Linked DNA regions of Homo sapiens: region 1 is linked to region 2. A link is a loop called in an ENCODE intact Hi-C map of the cell type or tissue named here. Cell type or tissue: B cell. All regions are shown on one strand. Each heading gives the region's core, and the rest is flanking DNA. Links, peaks and the distances in the headings are about the cores only. Region 1 has its middle 100 kb from the start of MIR573. Region 2 overlaps ADGRA3 (adhesion G protein-coupled receptor A3).

The links. Hi-C counts contacts between places; a loop is a spot of excess contacts. Peaks named below come from ENCODE experiments on the same cell type or tissue, not always from the same donor. Only the 100,000 strongest peaks of a DNase experiment are listed, where the experiment ranks them.
Region 1: it touches region 2 in a loop (10-fold over the local background); 7 of 110 quality-filtered maps call a loop at or near these places.

What each region holds. Positions count from the first base shown.
Region 1 is chr4:24,418,184-24,421,005 of GRCh38, forward strand. It overlaps a transcript of PPARGC1A not described here. Among named protein-coding and RNA genes, the nearest start is that of MIR573, 100 kb to the right of the region's middle. In B cell, for the core only: CTCF peaks have their summits at 1,447 (motif pointing left) and 1,647; a DNase peak (open chromatin) is centred at 1,408; H3K27me3 peaks cover 332 bases.
Region 2 is chr4:22,409,575-22,412,396 of GRCh38, forward strand. The region is part of intron 14 of ADGRA3 (adhesion G protein-coupled receptor A3); the gene reads right to left. Among named protein-coding and RNA genes, the nearest start is that of MIR12115, 100 kb to the right of the region's middle. In B cell, for the core only: CTCF peaks have their summits at 1,275 (motif pointing right) and 1,477; no DNase peak of the experiment used is centred there.

The sequences.
Region 1 (2,822 bases), core at 120-2,619, 2.0 Mb after region 2:
GCTTCTTTGTTTCGTAAAATTCAATGATATTCCCCACCCCATAGAACTTGGCGTCTGAGGTTGAGTGAGCTGAAATAAAGTGTATTCCAGTTCTTCTAAGCAACAGAGGGCCATCCACATCTAAAGCTGTTATTACATTCGCTACATCAAGCGTTAACTAGTGTTCTAATTAAACACCATGGAATCTTCCAGCTCTCTGGCATTTATCTATGGGTAGAACAAATGTATACTGAAGTCCTACATGAGCCAGCCAAGCACTATGGCAGGTCCTGGAGATGCAATGAGAAGCAACACAGACATTCTCTTTGCCTTTATGTTCCATTATCAAGTCATTTTCTAAACACCGAGACACAAGTGTTAGACTCTAACAGACCTAATTCTAATTAGAGCTTTTAAAGGTGTTAGAACCCAGGCCAGGTATGAACCTAGCTACACTATCATTTACTTATGTGCCAAAGAGTTTGATCATACCCATTTCAAAGATCTATTCTAAAGATTAAGTAATTATACAAAAATGCCTGGAACATAGCAGGACCTCTATAAACATAGCTATTACCATTTTCATTATGAATCCCATTGTTTGCTGATTTAATTACCAACATACCCTCCACACATTTCTTTTCAAGTCACTTAACAGCAAATTTAATTTCACCAGACACACCTCAATGTCAGTCAATTCCTCATCTTTCACTATTTAGGAAATATTTTTGCTAATCATCTGCCAGAATTCTTGTTATTTTCAGAGTAACTTGTGTAGCTGTTATTCAGTTTTCACTCTTTGACACTCTTAGTAGATTCTTTGTTGGTTTCTTTTCTTCTCTGGGACAATAGTAAGGTGTCTAGGTTTCAAATACTTAGCTTCTATTCAAAAAGGAAAAAAAATACTTTTGGATAATGATTGTTTCCTTAGTGGTTAAAAACAGAGGGAAAAGAAGCAGGAGAGGGGGCTGGCACAAAGAGAGATGCTATGACACTTAGCATCTTCCAGAATTTTGGTCGTCTCTACTGAGAACATTTCCAGCAGATGAACACCAAAGAAAAAGGCACACAGGTCAGGACGCCATCTGTTGCTCAGTTGGAACAGACCATTCTGCTCAGAAACCACGGAAGTGTGATATTGCCCTTCACTTCCCACTCCCTGACCAACACAATTCCTAACAAATCTTCAAGTGTGTGTGTGTGTGTGTGTGTGTGTGTGTCTTATGCAACAACACAAACCCAGGAAACATCACACCCTAAACAAATAATCCCCTTCCCCTTAGCAGCATCCTAGATACACAAAGTATGCAATAGAATCCAAAGAACCCTACAATCCCGAAAAACACAGAGATGAAAAGGCTGCCCTCTCCCAATTTCAGCCTTGGAGAACTTCCTTAATGCCACAGCCGAACTATGTAATTGTGACCACACTTCCTTATGGCTGCAGTGCCACCTAGCGGCCAGGTGAGCTAGGGGCGCACTCATTCTCAGTCTGAAAAAGCAACTTTTATCTGCTGACTCTTCAATTCTTTCCAGAGAGGAACAGAAGTGGCTGGTGCACATGACGGCCAGAATTAGGAATCATCAGGGTTCTATCACATTCAAACTATTTCCTGATTATAATCACATCCAAATCACCCAGAAGAGACAAAAGAGGATAGAAAAATTCCTGCCAACTTTAGGTTTTCATGTCCAAATGCATCCTCATACAAACTCACAAACTAGCACAAATATTGAGTCTAAATCCAGGCAACCTTGTGTATTTTAAAGTCTTCAAGGCATGCAATTATATACATTAAATTATTTTCAAACAAAAAGAAAAGTGAAAAATAGGCTCTAAAGAACCAGTAATGAGATTCTTCTTTTCTCTTTTCCATAAACAGTTCTGTCAGTTGCTGACATTTCTGATGCCATCAGACACTTATAACTGGACTGCAACTTTATCTGCATAGAATAACCAAAAGCGTATGCACCTTTTACAGATGACAGCTTAAATAATGTAATTTGTTTGAGACTTAACGTGGGGATACACAACCTAATTCAGTTCATTTTAAACCCAAATTATTCTGGTTAATAGCCTGGTAAATCTCAGAACAGAAAGTGTGCACCGCTGCTAAGTATTCCATATTAAAAATAGTTTGTGATGGGATGTGCTTTTTTTAATTTAAAGTTTAATGTACATTAACATTTTTAGATGAAAAACTGACAATCTGAGAACAGTTCTAAATTCTCCTTTGATTATTTTTCCGGCGCGTTGAAGGCATGATATAGCTACATAAATAGGCTAACACTCTGGTTCTTTGGAAGATTAGTGTCTGTCCGATCGTATGCCCGTTTTTATAACTCTCTAGTGGGTTTTTAATGCAGAATGGATCATGTCCACACTCCCGGCTGGGATTCCAAGTCACAAAAGTCTTTCTTAATTTCTGATCCATACCTCCTGGTTGACTTACTCACTGTCCCCTGCTGAGATCCACCCTAGACTAAATTTTAAGCAGGCCAAGTTGATTCTTTCCTGCCCACACTTTCCACACAAGCCAGCAGCCCTCCCCTACCACTTGGCACATTCTCCAACCGATTCTTGCTGTTGAACCGGGGTAGCGTTCCCAGATGTCTTGGTCTGCTTGGGTTGCTATCACAGAAAACCTTAGACTGGGTAATTCATAAACAACAGAAATTTACTGCTCACAATTCTGGAGCCTGGGAAGTCCATGATCAAAGCACCAGCAGATATGGTGTCTGGTGAGGGCCTGCTCCTCATAGATGGTGCCTTCTACATGTCCTCATATGGCAGAAAATGTTAAAAGCATTCCCTCAAGCCTCTTTCATAAGGTCACTAATTC
Region 2 (2,822 bases), core at 282-2,781:
TGAGGCTGTTATAAGAGCTGAGTAACTGAATGTATATAAAGACATCAGAGGAGTGGCTGACACATAAGTGCTTAATAAAGATTGGCCACCACTACCACCATCACCATCCTCTTCTTTAAGATACATTATCACCATCATAGTTAAGAAATGTTGCTCTACAGAAAAAAGCACGGTTTAGAACAGTGTGTGTAGTATGCAACCTTTGTGCAAAAATGCAAAAAAATAGGAACATATACTCATTTTTGTTTCCATAAACACGAGGGTCTCCTCAACAATACGCGAGAAACAAACAGTAGTTACTTATCAGTGTGATACGAGAGATAGGTAGGACTTCCAGCTTTCACTGTATGTTAATGTGTAGAAATAAATAAAACATTACATCCATGTGAGTATAGTACTTATTTTAAAATTATTTAAACAAAAACATCACTAGCATTTATGTTCAATTATAGAGTAAATGATATCAAAGTTGCTTTGAATACCATTTTAATCTATAAAATGACATATTAAGATGGTATTCAGCATGTTTTATATAAACAAATGTAAAAGAATCACTAGAAAAAGAAAATTAATGAATGCTCTCTAGTTTCATATTTTTAGGTGAACACAACAAAAGAGGAATCAATGTATATAAATTAGCTTATCTTCACCACTAGTGATTAAAGTATTAAGCACTACATAGTTTGAACCTAATCATAACCCTACTTTCTATTCAGTTTTCTTTCTTTGTTTTTTCCTACAGACACCAGCTCCTGTGAATCTTCCTGCCCCACCTGGCTATTCCAGATCATATCATTCAAGCAAACCTAATTTCTGCTTAATTTTTTTTTCTGGCTCCCAATGAGACCTTAGTAAATAACTGGTATAGCAGGATGTATACTCAGATTTATGAACAAGTATATTCTTTATGTCGCATTTTTTAAAAATTCAAAACTCTTAAAATCAGATAAAGGAAAGTTTTATGGACTATATCCCAAGATAGGAATTTAGACTTACTATATAAAAGGATATATTAAGATGGTATTCAAGAGACATAGGATTTTATCAATTTTTAAAAGCTTAATATAAGGAAAAAAGACACTGCTTTCTAATTTGCTTTCTAATTTTTTAAAAACAATTTTTTCAATCCTAAACATAACTTTACCTAAAAGTGGGTATAATTTCATTAACTTTTTCTTTATGTTTAATTAGCAACTAACTCCCATGCAGTAACTTTAATTTTGTCAACAATTTCAAATACATTTCTCTTTGCTGCCTCTAGATGGCACAATTACATTTAAGAAAAGGAAAAAGTCTTTGAAAATAAATAGAAAAAAAATCTTAGTACTACAGTATTTTAACTTTAAAGAATTGTGTATTACATTTTTTTAAGAGATTAAAAGTCTGAAAGATAAAAGAATAGCTTATTCCTTCCAGAAAAGGATTATACTAATTTAATAGTTTTGAAGAACAGCTAGGAAGTTCACAAATAGATGCTTTAAACTGGTATTAGACTAAATAAAAATAAAAGTTTCACATGGTGCAATATCACAGCGAAGGCTTATAAAATGCATTTTTGTGTATGTTTTGTGTTTCATTTATTTTGCTCAATTTTTTCTTGTTAACTTATAAATTTCTGACAATGTTGAATATTATTTCTCATCAGTACATCACAGTTTATTTTATATTCAAAACTGAATGAGAAAACACTTTCAAAATGGAAGAGAAAATGCCACATACTTTAACGCTTCATGCTTTAATTTAAAAGGTGGCAGTGGCTCATGCCTATAATCCCAGCACTTTCCGAGCTTGAGGCAGGCAGATCACTTGAGTCCAGGAGATCAAGACCAGCCTGGGAAACATGGCAAAACCCAGTCTCTACTAAAAATACAAAAATTAGCCGGGTTTGGTGGTGCCTGCCTGTAATCCCAGCTACTCAGGAGGATGAGGTAAGAGAATCACCTGAGCCTGGGAGGTAGAGGCTGCAGTGAGGCGAGATTGCACCACTGCACTCCAGCCTGGGCAACCTGAGTGAGACTCTGTCTCAAAAAAACAAAAAATAAATATAAGTTGACTACACAATAATAAAATGTGAACTTATAGAAACCAGACTCATGCTTACAGAAATCAAGACATCTTCCATTTACAAAGAGAATCAGAATCATAAACTGTCAACACTAAAGTTAATCCCAATTGAATAAAGGTCCTTTATATATACAAATATACAAATATAGCCGAGTCTATAAACATACATGTTTAAATATGTTGCTTGCACTTGTATAAAATGCTCAATTATGTCAATGAAAAGATAATCCCTTTACTCTGATAAATAATCTATTCACCTTTCTGCTTGCTTGACCTGTGTACCAGGTAAGGTATAAGTTGAATTGAAACAACAACAACAACAAAAAAAAACATACAAGAGTCAAAGAAAATTATTTATAATTCAGGTTTACTTCAAGATCATTTCTAGTGCTAAATGCTATTTTTTTAAGAAAAGAAAAATTCATGAAATGTAAAATATATCATGTTTCAAGGTATTTAGCACTTTGATAAAACATTTTCTAGAAAACAGATTTACAGCTGGAATCAGAAATAACATAGAAGTTCCTCACACCCAGAGTAACCTCAAACCATTTCTGGGAAATGTCTTTCACACTCGTCAGTAATTCCTTCCACCGTACTCTAAATATACTCCTTGATGTCAGTATTTATAATAATTACAATATAAAATAAGAACTAGCATGGTTTATTTCATAATTATCTGCTCAGACGTCAGATTCACTTAAAGACCTCATTAATAAAAACACTTGCTCCTGTACATTAATAACTGTTATTTTACC